3 separate regions of the Homo sapiens genome follow, and all the other regions are linked to region 1. A link is a contact called in ENCODE Hi-C or POLR2A ChIA-PET data. All regions are on one chromosome and are shown on one strand. The core of a region is the stretch at or near the end of the contact, and the rest is flanking DNA. Distances in the headings are between cores, read along the strand shown. Region 1 overlaps FYB1 (FYN binding protein 1). Region 2 has its middle 170 kb from the start of LINC00604. Region 3 has its middle 31 kb from the start of PTGER4.

The links. Hi-C counts contacts between places; a loop is a spot of excess contacts on that map. ChIA-PET counts read pairs that join two places held with the same protein, here RNA polymerase II (POLR2A). Pooled maps may share reads with other maps.
Region 2: a pooled map shows a loop between it and region 1 (4-fold over the local background). The contact joins two enhancer-like sites. A Hi-C loop is called at or near these places in 1 of 168 maps with a recorded cell type or tissue (naive thymus-derived CD4-positive, alpha-beta T cell) and 7 of 50 pooled maps. POLR2A ChIA-PET finds 5 or more read pairs at or near these places in 2 of 52 experiments (T-cell and naive thymus-derived CD8-positive, alpha-beta T cell).
Region 3: a loop to region 1 is called in a map of naive thymus-derived CD4-positive, alpha-beta T cell, with 4 times the contacts of the local background. The contact joins two enhancer-like sites. A Hi-C loop is called at or near these places in 1 of 168 maps with a recorded cell type or tissue (naive thymus-derived CD4-positive, alpha-beta T cell). POLR2A ChIA-PET finds 5 or more read pairs at or near these places in 2 of 52 experiments (activated CD4-positive, alpha-beta T cell and activated CD8-positive, alpha-beta T cell).

The regions. Positions count from the first base shown.
Region 1 is chr5:39,175,704-39,179,488 of GRCh38, forward strand. The region is part of intron 2 of FYB1 (FYN binding protein 1); the gene reads right to left. Among named protein-coding and RNA genes, the nearest start is that of FYB1, 42 kb to the right of the region's middle. RefSeq lists enhancers at 1,178-1,237, 1,268-1,347. Within about 2 kb of position 1,513, at least 4 of the 41 ENCODE cell types and tissues checked have a DNase peak (open chromatin) inside an H3K27ac peak, as active enhancers do.
Region 2 is chr5:40,408,005-40,412,218 of GRCh38, forward strand. No RefSeq gene overlaps it. Among named protein-coding and RNA genes, the nearest start is that of LINC00604, 170 kb to the left of the region's middle. Within about 2 kb of position 2,412, at least 13 of the 41 ENCODE cell types and tissues checked have a DNase peak (open chromatin) inside an H3K27ac peak, as active enhancers do.
Region 3 is chr5:40,647,162-40,651,316 of GRCh38, forward strand. No RefSeq gene overlaps it. Among named protein-coding and RNA genes, the nearest start is that of PTGER4, 31 kb to the right of the region's middle. Within about 2 kb of position 2,535, at least 3 of the 41 ENCODE cell types and tissues checked have a DNase peak (open chromatin) inside an H3K27ac peak, as active enhancers do.

The DNA.
Region 1 (3,785 bases), core at 263-2,762:
AAGGAATCTCAGAACTCATTGGCTGGTGCCTCCAAATGGGGGTAGGCAGTACCAGCTTTCAAGGAAGTGTTTGGAATTGAGTGCTGGTGTTGGGGGAAGGGGTTGCTTTTGGTCATTACAATAGTGAATAACCTAGTGAATGCTACTGGCTTCTTAGGGGCTCAAGGTCAGGGAGTCTAAAATTCCTATGATAGGAGAATTCTAATGGATAAGGAATAGTGTGTCCCAGACATCAGTGACATTCAAGAATATGGAATCACTCATTTTATAGCTGAGATCCAGAAGGATTATGTGCTCCAGGGGCCGGTACAGAGCACAGATCAGCTCTCCTCAAATACAGCCTCCCTTCTACGGGAACTCATTCTAGTGCCCCACAGTGGCCTCTTCATATTTGTTGTCTTGTGTTCAGAGAATCCCAAGTCATTTTTTTTCTGTTTTTTTTTTTTTTTTTTTTTTTTTTTTTTAAAGACAGAGTCTCACTCTGTCGCCCAGACTGGAGTGCAATGGCGCGATCTTGGCTTACTGCAACCCCCACCTCCTGGGTTCAAGTGATTCTCCTGCCTCAGCCTCCCGAGTAGCTGGGATTACAGGTGCGCACCACCAGGCCCAGCTCATTTTTGCATTTTTAGTAGATACAGGGTTTCACCAGTTGGCCAGGCTGGTCTCGAACTCCTGACCCCAGGTGATTCACTCGCTTCGGCCTTCCAAAGTGCTGAGATTACAGGCATGAGCCACCATGCCAGGCCCCAAGTCATTTTTATATTTGCTTAAGAACAACATGTTTAGAAAGGCACACTGCTGCTATTACAATCATTAACAAAAGATAATCTATACTTTGAAATAAAACAATGAAACATTTAACAACCTGCAACTTTGGATGATCATATGATTGGTCTTCATTTCTTGATTATTCTGACTGGTGTTTCTTTAAAAGTGCCAATCTTTAAAAAGATAAATGCTGTTTGTCTCTCAAAACAGTCATAAATTGTGGGAAAGGAAACAAAGACGAAAACATTAGTTTTTCAGAAATGAGGCTTTTTGTTAAAAGTAAAATAAAAATAGCAACACAACTTCCTGATTTTCTGAGTGAAGTTATTTCATGTGCTAGTTATTTGGTGTGGCTCCTCAAGCCCATTTTAATTGAGATGGTGTAGGCAGCTAAAAGAAATGCACTGGTAAAACCACAACTAGGTTTCATCTTGATAGGCAGGAGCAAAAACAGAAAGGAAAGAGGCCAGCCTAATTTCCAGAGACTGGGGGGTTACAATTTCAATTAGGCATCATGGGTGTGTGGGAGGAAGGCAGTTATCCTCATTCTCCTGTATGTTGTTTCTGACTTTGAAAGATGTAGACTATCTCAGGAACTTTTGTCCTGGCAACAGTAGAATATAACTTTTTGATGGCTTTCATTATTTCCAGGCATTGGTAGCTCACACTTATTTCAGTACCATCCTGAATTTAGTAACATCATGCAGTGGCCCCACAGGCTGGAGGCTAGACACCTATCTTGTTTCCTGAGGGCTGTGGCTAACCTCCAAAGTTTATTGTTTCTGTTGCTGCCTTCTTACTATTGTGCGCCTGCTACCTAGAGAGGACTCTATTTCCTTGGGGTAACTAACAAACCAAAGAAGTCCGTAACCTACCTGTTCCTTTAAATTCACAGAGCTATAGAGCTAGAAGGTATCTCAGGGGTGGTCTAATTCAACCTTCACATTTTGCAAAATGAGAAGGTGGTCAAAGAAGTTATTTGTCCCAGGTCTCCCAAAGCTGACAGAGTTGGGCCCAGGACTGAATCTCTTGACATTAAACCTAACCACATTGCTCAATGTAATAACTGCAGGCTGATTAAGTTCTCTACAACGTATTGTGCTCAAACTACTGATTGTCATAGAATCATTTAGAATGCAAAACTATTTTTTCCCACAGTGAGTTTTACAAAATTTGCCATTGTTTTACTTCAAACTTTTGAGCCTCAACATTTTATATATGAAATGGCACCAACAAAATCTGTAACTCTCTTCATTTTCTTTTTCACGTCCTGGAGATTGCATGTGTACGTGTGTATGCTTTGTGAGATAAGGTGTCTTGCAGCTCTGGCTTTGAACAACAAAGTTGCTGAAGCTGTTAGAAGCTGCAAGAATACCCACTTCCTACTTTACTGGTGACATATTTTTGCAAAGCTGTTCTCACTCCGCTTCCCCATCTCAAGCAAATTAAGATTTAGAACAATGACTTTAAGTTCCCTTTTATGCTACTTCTGCTCTTGTACAGTAAAATAGCTTTCCTGCAAACACAAAATATTTTCCACCAGTGAACTAAAATTGTAAGTATTATCTGTTACCTGCATTGACCTCATGCAGCATTTCCCCCAAAGTTAATTCCTGTGAACATTGGTCCTACTTAGATATTTTGGGAGAAAGAACAAAAAGGTTCTGTGGTCAAATATGATTTGGAAATTGCTGTGAATTATACTTTTCCTTTGATATTCATAGTGTTCATTACTGTCTCAAAGACTTTATAATAAGAGAACTAATTTAACTTTGCTTAACCCAAGATTTTCTGAATGTATTTGAATCATTTTTCCTCTGCAACATTCATGTGTGAACATCCTGCAGAAGGCTTAGTAGATGAGTCATGATGAGATTACAGTAGCGTTTATTGAGTGTGTACTGTATGCCCTACAGTTTTACAAGCACTTTAGTGGGATGATGCCTCTGTCAGGCTCAAATATCATAGAACAAATTCAGACTCTATAGTCGTCAAAATGCCCGTGGTTTAATTTTGGCTGTCCTTCCTATGAATTACATAACATTGTATAAATCACTTAATCTCTGAGCCTCTGAATCTTCACTGTAATATGGGAGAATAAAGACAGACTATGAGGTAATGTGGAGAGAGACGAAAATAAAGTTACTGGTAAAATATCCAAATAAAGTGGAAAAACATGGGCAACATTGAGGTTTTTTTTAACTGCAACAAGATTCAAAAAAATGCATAAGTCCTCCCATTATGTTTCTGATGACAACTGAGGTGAATTTAAAAAATCTTTAAAGAAATATCACCTGGGAAATTAACATTGTGTGTACTAGACAGCTTCCCCCCAACATCTTTTAACACATTGCAATAGTTTTCTGATAGGTACCGGATAATTTTCTTATAATCTTAGGAAATCCTTTATGTTAGGAAACGTATCATCTTGTCAAGCACATAGAAAACTGGCTGAGTTTGAAAATCTTCTATCTAGCCCTGGCTTTCCGCGGGCTGGGGCACAGAAGAGTCCATACGTAGTTTTGCATGTAAATGTCGGCTTGTTTGTTCCCACACTAGCTAACAAGAGTCCTTTTAAGTCCATGATAATAACAGATAATATTTTTAGAGTGCTTCCTGTGTGCTAGGCACTGCTTTGAGAGCTCTACTTATGAAAATATCCATTTAATCTCTCAAAAACCATATACGGTAGGCAGCGCTATTGTTCTCATTTGTAGATGAGGAAACATGCAAATTGTTAACTTGCCCAAAGTCTGGCAACTATGGAGGGACAGAGCTCGGATTCAAACCCAGACAGCCTGGTCCCAAAGCTTGCTAACATGACCACTGTGCACTCCTCCAGACATGGCAGTGGAACAGCAGGATGGGTCTGGGTTCCAGTGTGGGAACAAGAAAATGGGTAGAGTAAGAAAAAAAATAATGAGACAATCTTTTCCATTTTCAGGAGTCAGGGAACAAGTACATACAGTTTATCTTTTCAGTAACTTTTTACTTCACACCTCTCCATTTCTCCCACG
Region 2 (4,214 bases), core at 1,162-3,661, 1.2 Mb after region 1:
AGGCCTCCTAGCTTCTCTTTTAAGTATTTTAGGAGGTGAAGTAGACTGTTTTGGGGAAGAATCACTTTCTGAAAAAGGTACCCAGTGTCCTTTGGCTATTCCCTCATAACCCTGCCCAGTCTGAGCTGGTCCTCTCTTTGTCTAGACACCTGACAATTCCAGGGCTCAGAAATGAGAACATAAAAGACAGTTTAAGAAAGATAATATGTTAGAAGGACAAAGGAGGCTGTCCTACATAACGGAAATAAGTGAAGTTAAAAATCAAACTAGAAGCGCCCTATGGCAGATTAAAGATGGCCACAAATTCTTTAACACTCTTCCTTTTGAGAGATGGGGTCTATTTCCCCTCCTTTTGAATCTGAGCTTGCTTGTAACTGCTTTGATGCATGCAGTGTGGCCGAAATGACACTCTGCCCTCTGGGCGTTAACTCTAAGAGAACTGGCAGTCTCCACCTTGGTCTCTGGGAGCTTTGAGCCGCCACAGCTCTGACTGCCTTGCTCAAGAGATCATACGGAGAGGCCCTGAGACTATATGGAGAAGGGGCCAGCTGAGCCCCCTTTCCCACCATCCCCATCAAGGCAGCAGGCACAGAACCCTCCAGAGCAGCCTGGGCACCGGCTGAATACTTCTCCAGTAATGCCAGTGAAACCGTGTGGAGCAGAAGAATCCCCAGCTAAGCCCTGCCTGAATTCCTAATCCACAAAAGTATGTCATATAAATAAATAATTTATTAAAATGGTTATTATTTTAAATCACTGGGTTTGGGGTAACTTGCATGCAGTAATAGATAACCAGTACACAGCCTCTGAGTAGAGTACATAATTTTTAGAATAAAATCTCCAATTGTGGAAAGTGTGATAAATTCCAAATTTTTGTGGTCAGTTAAAAAGAAGATTACATTCTAGGTGTGTATGTTCCACAACATGTATACAGAGAAGAGAAAAGCTAAGGAGAAAAGACATGAATCTCTTGCCTGCTGGCAAAGCTTCCCCAAACAGATATTCTTCCAAAGGCTGCATAGAAGCTGGATCATTGTAAATCTCTCCAACAAATATCTACTGAGTAACTGCTACAAGTACATCACTGTGTTAACCACTAAGGTTTTAATAATGATAAAAATATAATTTCTGCCCTGGGAAATTTTTCTCTCTTGTGTACCATTAGCAAATTAATATGTAAATTTTAAAATTGGTTTAAATCAGAGGTTGACAAACTTTTTCTGTAAAGAGCCAGAGAGTGAATGTTTCAGCTTTGTAGGCCAACTCTGCCAGTGTAGTGCAAAAACAACATTTTAGACAATACATAAACAAATGAAAGCAATGGAATCCCAATAAAACTTTATTTGTGGATGCCAAAATTGGAATTTCACATGATTTTCATGTGTCTTGAAATATTATTCTTCTTTTAATTGTTTTCAACAATTTGAAAATATAAAATTGGTCTTTAATACACAGGCTGTACAAGAGGCAGTGGGCTGAATTTGATCCTCAGGTATAGTTTGCCAACCTCTTTTTAAAATTCTTATCAGATGGGCCTAAAGCAGGTAGAACTTGCAAAAAGTTAAAGAGCATTATCAGACGAATTTAATGTTCTGGATTGTCATGGATACAAATAACCTGCCTTCTATTTCCAGTATTCTCCATGCATAAGGAAGGGCATGAACTTATAGCCTGCAAGAGCAGCTTAGAGTTTTACCAGGGAGGAGCTCTGGGAAGCATCAAGACCCCAGAGGAGGGGAGGACTCAGCCCAAGGAAGGAGAGAAGGAACCATAGAGATGAGTGGGAGGGCACGTCTGCAAAGGCAGCCGGATGTTGTGCAAACATTCAGCAAGAAGCACTCAAAGAGCGAAAGTGGGACTTCATGGAGAAAGAACAGTGTGACAATATTTTTTAAAAATTTTCCCCCTTTGTAAATTCCTAGTGCCTTCGAGTAAAGCTGTTCATGGAGCATATTTAAGACATCTAGAGCCAAGTAAATTGGAAGCACAGAAATGAATACAGAAGAAAATTTAGGACATCCTTTTTATTGAAAGGAGTTCATCAGGTTGCCACCTACCCTTCCTTTAAATTTTGCTATTCCACTTTATGCTGAAATAAGCTCATTTTGGCAAAAGACTTGCTAAAGACTTGATGCTTTGTATATTAATGTTTTGTATTTGCTTTGTTTTTATATAAAGAGCCTTCAAAAACTATTGTAAAAATTAAAAATATATGCAATAGATCTCCACAGTAACAGTGCACAAACATGCACCCTGCCCCACACCATCCGCCAAGTACGATTATATGATTGCTTAAATGAGCTAACTCAGAAGAAAAAGGAAGTCTGAGACACACACATTTCTACGCTTTGTATTCAGAGATGATGTGTCTCCTGGTGTATATTCCCCCTGCATCCTTCTCATGCTTTCAACGTCATGAAGGTATAAAAGTGTACTCCCTATCACCAGGGTAGCAGCCGTGACCTACATTTTCTTCATGTTCTGATGCTGTTTGTGGCTTCCTCTTCCCTTCAGGCAGCGCATGATGTCTTTGTTCAAAGCACTCTTTCCAATAGCTGATGACTTAGTGTCAGGCAAGTCCACAGCTGTTTCAATCATTCTGTCCACACAGACACCAAACAACAGGAATTAGGTATGCATGGAAACCAACCTAAGATAAGAGTAGTCTGCTCTGGGGAAAAAATAGAAAGTCATTTCACGATATACAGGCAACATTTTGTGTGATTTATTTGACATCAACTGGATGACTAATCGCTGTGGATTTCTTTTCACTCAGATCACATGATTCTTCTCTAGGGTCTCAATCAACTATTTCCATTTTGCTTAACGTAAAAAAATCAGAAGCCTCCAACAGTCAACAGTACCATTTTTAAAGTAAATTTTGTACACCTCCCCCACTCCCCAATCATGCCCTTTTTAATTACTGCTTTCGCTCTCATTAAAAGAATATAAGTTTAAAATTTCGAATGTGGATGTCAAGTTTTGCTGTTATCTTTAGTGTTGTTTTCTATATGAATGAGCCTAGCTTTCACACTATGGACACAGCCTGTTTAGACAAGAGCAGTGCTTATGTAATCATAGCTTCCCAAACCACAGCAACAGCACAAATTTGGCAGCTAGAAGGAAGGAAGTGAGGGTGGGGAAGGGAAAAGGAAAGAAAGGGAGTTTCTGTTTCAATCAAAGATATATTTGGCTCATATTTCCACCTCTTTTAACTGAGATTCCAACTCTACAGGAGGTCCTCTCCACTCATCCCTCCATGCCTGACCTGAGGAGCAGCTTGGCTTTTCCCTCGCTAAGGGAAAAACCTTTAGTACCTTCCTTCTCTACAAACATTAGAAACAGCTTAATCAAGTTGTCCTCAGGCAACAAGGATACTTCAGGCTTTCCAGGTATGACACAGCCTCTTCCCCTCCTATCTGCTAGCCAGCTAACAGCTCTTCCACTACTAGTGCTCTGCCAGTGTGCGTGACTGCCAAAGGCATCTCACTGGCCAAGTGGAAGGAAGCTTTCCTTCCAAGTCAAACATCCAGTCTTCAATGAATAAGCCCTATGTGCTGAAACATGCCTCTTTTCCCCAGTCACCTTACTCTTTAGGAAACTGTGGTAGGCAAGTAAAGACTCCCCAAAATACTTATATTCATATCCTACTCCCTGGAACCTATGAATATGTTGGGTTACATGGAAAAAGGGAACCAAGATGGAATTGAGGTTTCTAATAAGCTGACTTTAGAATAGAGAGATCATCCTCCATTATCTGAGTGGGCACAACATAATCACAAGGGTTCTTAAAAGTGGAAGAGAAAGACAGAAGAGAAGATCAAAGTGATACCATGTGAACAGAACTCAACCAGCCATTGCTGGCTTTGAAGATGGAGAAAGGGGACCATGAGGAAAGGAATGTGGGCAGCCTCTAAAAGTTGGAAAAAGCAAAGAAGAGGATTCTCCCCTAGAGCTTCCAGAAATGTACACAGCCCTGCTGATGCTTTGAGTTTAGCCCAGTAAGACCTGTATCAGACTTCCTACCTGCAGAACTGTAAGACTATAAATTTGTGTTGCTTTAGCTACTAAGTTTGTGGTAATTGTTATAGTAGCAATTAAAAACTAATACAAAAACCATTGGTTCAAGGCAAGTCCATACTGCTTGGGAAGCCACCTTCCATTTATCAAAGACTCTCCATTGAGGCCCAGGTGCACAGCTCATTCCATCTGGG
Region 3 (4,155 bases), core at 1,285-3,784, 1.5 Mb after region 1:
TATGTGTAATTTTATATATAAAGAAGAGATTTATATGGATTAGGAGAGACACATCCTTAAAGAATATAGTAATAACAGGCCAGGTGCGGTGGCTCATGCCTGTAATCCCAACACTTTGAGAGACCGAAGCGGGTGGGTCATGAGGTCAGGAGTTCGAGACCAGCCTGATCAACATGGTGAAACCCTGCCTCTACTAAAAATACAAAAATTAGCCAGGCGCGGTGGCATGTGCCTGTAATCCAGCTACTCAGGAGGTGGAGGCAGGAGAATCACTTGAACCTGGAGGCGGAGGTTGCAGTGAGCCAAGATTTTGCCACTACACTCCAGCCTGGGCGACAGAGCAAGACTCCATCTCAAAAAAAAAAAAGAATGTAGTAATTACAGCTAATATTTATTGAGTGCTCACTAACTATGTACAGGCATTATTGAGTGCTTTACACATATTAATTCACTTAATCCCTACCACAACCCTGTGAGTTAGGTTCTATTAATAATACTGCCTCCATTTTACTGATGGGGAACCCAAGGTACAGAAAGGCTGACTTGCCACATATACATGTATATCTCCATGTTAATTCCAACTAAAATAATCACTTTGGGTCATGGAATCTCAAAGTAGTAAGACATTTTAAAGGTATCCTATTTTAGTCCTCCACCAAAAACTTGAACATGAAGTCTTCCACCTTCCCTTGGGATATCTCTTCAGGGAGAAGAAGCTCACAGAAGAAATCTCTTTAGAACCAGCTCTGACTTCTAGAAACTTCTTCCTTCTTGATTGAGCTGAACTCATTTCGCCTGTAACTTTCACTTACGCATGCGGTGTTTGGTCTGTACTCTGGCCCTAGTGGAGCTAATCCCCCCATTCACAAGACAGCTTTTGGATGTTTGTGGAAGACTCTCACATTATCATTGAGACTTCTCTTTAACATATACTGAAAATAATTTTCTCCTAAAAATAAACCAGATCATGTCACTCTTTATTTGAAATCTCTGTTGACTTTGACTCCTGTTTGCCTGTAAGATAATGCCTAAATTCCTTTGCATGGCATGCATATGCCATGGCTCAAACCCAATCGGGGTATATTTCTCACTTATATTAAATCCAGAATAGGTGGGCCTCATCAGCAGGCACCTATGGTCCAACAGTTGATTCAGGAACTCAGGTCTGTTCAACTTGTGGCTTTGCTGTCCTCAACAAGTGGCTCTAAGGTTGACATACATAGTTTCAGTGAGATGGAGTTTAGTTTATAGGAGATTTTTATGGGCCAGATTGAGAATGGTGTAGATTACTTCTGCACACATTGCAATTGTGAGAACTCAATCACATGGTCTCACCTAACTGCAAGGGAGGCTGGGAAATGTGTGTGCTGAGGAAGAGGAGGAAATAGCTTGAGGAGCAGCTAACCACTTTCTAGTGAGGCCTTAACTTTTCTGCTCTAAGTTTCATCATTTACACTTAAACAACTATACTCAAGTCCAACTCAACTTCCTATTATTCCAAAGCACATCAGCTTCTCACTTTGCCTTGTGCATGTTGTTTGCTACATGTAAATTCCTTTCTTTGTTCTGTGAAATTCTATTCATGCTTCAAGCTTCAGTTCAAATATCACTCCCACTCTGCCCCACCTCTCATTTCCCTGACTAGTGGTATTATTTTTCTGCCTCCAGTGTGTACCTACAAAACTTTACACATTCGTGCATTTTAAATTTTATATATTTATATGATATACTAATATATAAAACCCCCATTGTATCATACTATTTTGTTTAACTTCATTATCTTTAAAACGCTTTAATTTATTTTGCATCTCCATGGGCCTTTAATTTCTCTACTTAGACTACTGCAAAGCCTGCATACTGATCTTTCTTCCTGATCATTTTGCAATCCTCCACACAGATCCCAAAGTAATTGATCTGAAATAATATAAATCTTGCTGTGGTACCTAGCTACTACTGAAAACCTTCTAACATGCATGGCATAGGGCAGCTAATCTTAAAACTCAGGGACCCCTGAGTCCCTCCTCCAGAGAGTTTAATTCAGTAAGTCTATAGTAGGGTCCAAGAAACTGCAGTTTTAATAAGTACCCAAATGATTTGAATATAGGAGGTGGGTAGGCCACATCTTGAGAAATATTGGATTACAGGATAAAATCCAAAAGTCCTGGCATGCCATTAGTTCTGTTAATACCAAACTATGTGTATTTCTCTGTATGAATGCCACAGTTTGAGTCCATTTTACTTCTGCATATGCTCTTCCTATATCTAGATTGCTCTTCTCTGAGTAGTCTTCCTAGTGCATTTCTATTCGTGCTTGAAAATGCTGCTTAGGTATCATCTCTCTTGGAACATTCCCATAGCAAAATGAATCTCTTCCTTCATATAATTTCTGTGCCTTGTAAATAGTTATATTTTTAAATATATCATATTGTCAGAGACTCCATCAGCCTGAAGTGAAAGAGAGTAACAAAATAAGAGGCCTTTCTACCCTAAAACTTCGAAAAGCAGGAAGTAAGCTGCAACACACTACTCAGCTGCAAATACACGCCACCTTTCATGAAAATGCAGTAATGGCTCAGAGGCTGAAAATAAGGGTAGAAGGTGGAGCCAAGAACCATGGAGAATTATTCTCGAGGCTTGACTCCTAATCAAGAATTTCCAACTTCAGATTCCCTAGTGGGAAAGCCCTGAACATAGCTGGCAAGTGAGACTGATGCTGGTAGCCCTGCAGTGGCTACAAATTGGTTTTGACATGAATAGATGCTGACTCTGCAGTAGGCTTTGCTTGCCCAGTGAAAGATGAAAATTCTCACTGTGCCATTAAAACACACACACAGAGAACAGAAGATACTGCAAGGATTTGGATAGCCACTTCCTTTACCCAGGCCAGGGAACACACTGTGCCACCCATAATGTCCAACAACAAGCAGAGAGAATCCTCCTTAGGGTAATAGTTTGATAGAGAAATAGAATAGGCCACTGAAACATTGTTTGTCTAAAACAGAGGGAGATGAAAGCATGAAGGGCTGGCTTACACACCTTCACAAGTGTGTGCTCACACTTACATGAGTGGTACTAAAGAAGTGTCCCTACTAGATCTTTCTCTGTTTTTCTGGTTGATCTAGGAAAGAGCGGGCAGGGAGGATGTTGGTATGGCTATGCAATTCTTGCTAAGGGAAAAATAAACTGATATAGTAACTATGATTTTTTTTCTTTCTTCCCCAACTTACCTCAAAAAAATTTTTTTCTCCCTTATTTGATGCAGTGATCTCAGGGCCAAGACTACAACTCTAAGTACTGGAAGCAGAGAGGATTTCTAAGAAACAAACTGTCACTGTGTTTTTAAACTTAGAATTCCTGAAGCTCTGATGGAGGCAGATTGCACCTTCACCTCATCTGGCAAAACTGGGGTTAAGAATAGATACAGCTCTATTGTCTGGTGATAAAAATGGTTCATTAGTTTGAAACCTATGTAACACTATTCTGTGTGAATGGAATGGACTGAAGGGGAGGCACTTGCTAGACTAGTATTGCTACCAGCAACCTCAACCACCACAGTGGCCGAACCTAACATCCCTTCCAAAGGTGAAAAGATTTGGACAAAAATAAATGACAAATGAAGAAAAGAATGAATAATAGTTAAGGGTAAAGAAATGAATAAATGGGTTATAAATTAAGGGAAATTCAATATTACATTAATAACTCTTAAGAGTCCCAGAACAAAAGATGACATTGTCTCCTAGCTCAATTATTCCACATGCCTGAAAGGCTGAAGCTGTATGTTTGCAATGATCCCTTCTCCTTTTGGAGCCTGACAAGATTGAAAGGAAGCCTACAAACCTGAATGGCCTCATACTGGGAGACATTCATACAATATGATGGGCTGGACTAATTATTAATGGCTGTGTGTATTTTTTTGATGTAAAGAATCTATGGTCAAAAACCAGAGGGTGGCCTGTGATGTTATTTTATACACACACACACATACACTTTTATGGATGAAAACATATACATATGAAACATATGTACATATGAAAATATATGTTTTCAGGAGGAGGTCAGAGAGATTCTGTTACATGAGGCCTCCCGCTGAAACATATATATATGTTTTCATCCATGGTTCCCGGCTAATAACTCTCAGAGCCCTTGTTACCGTCT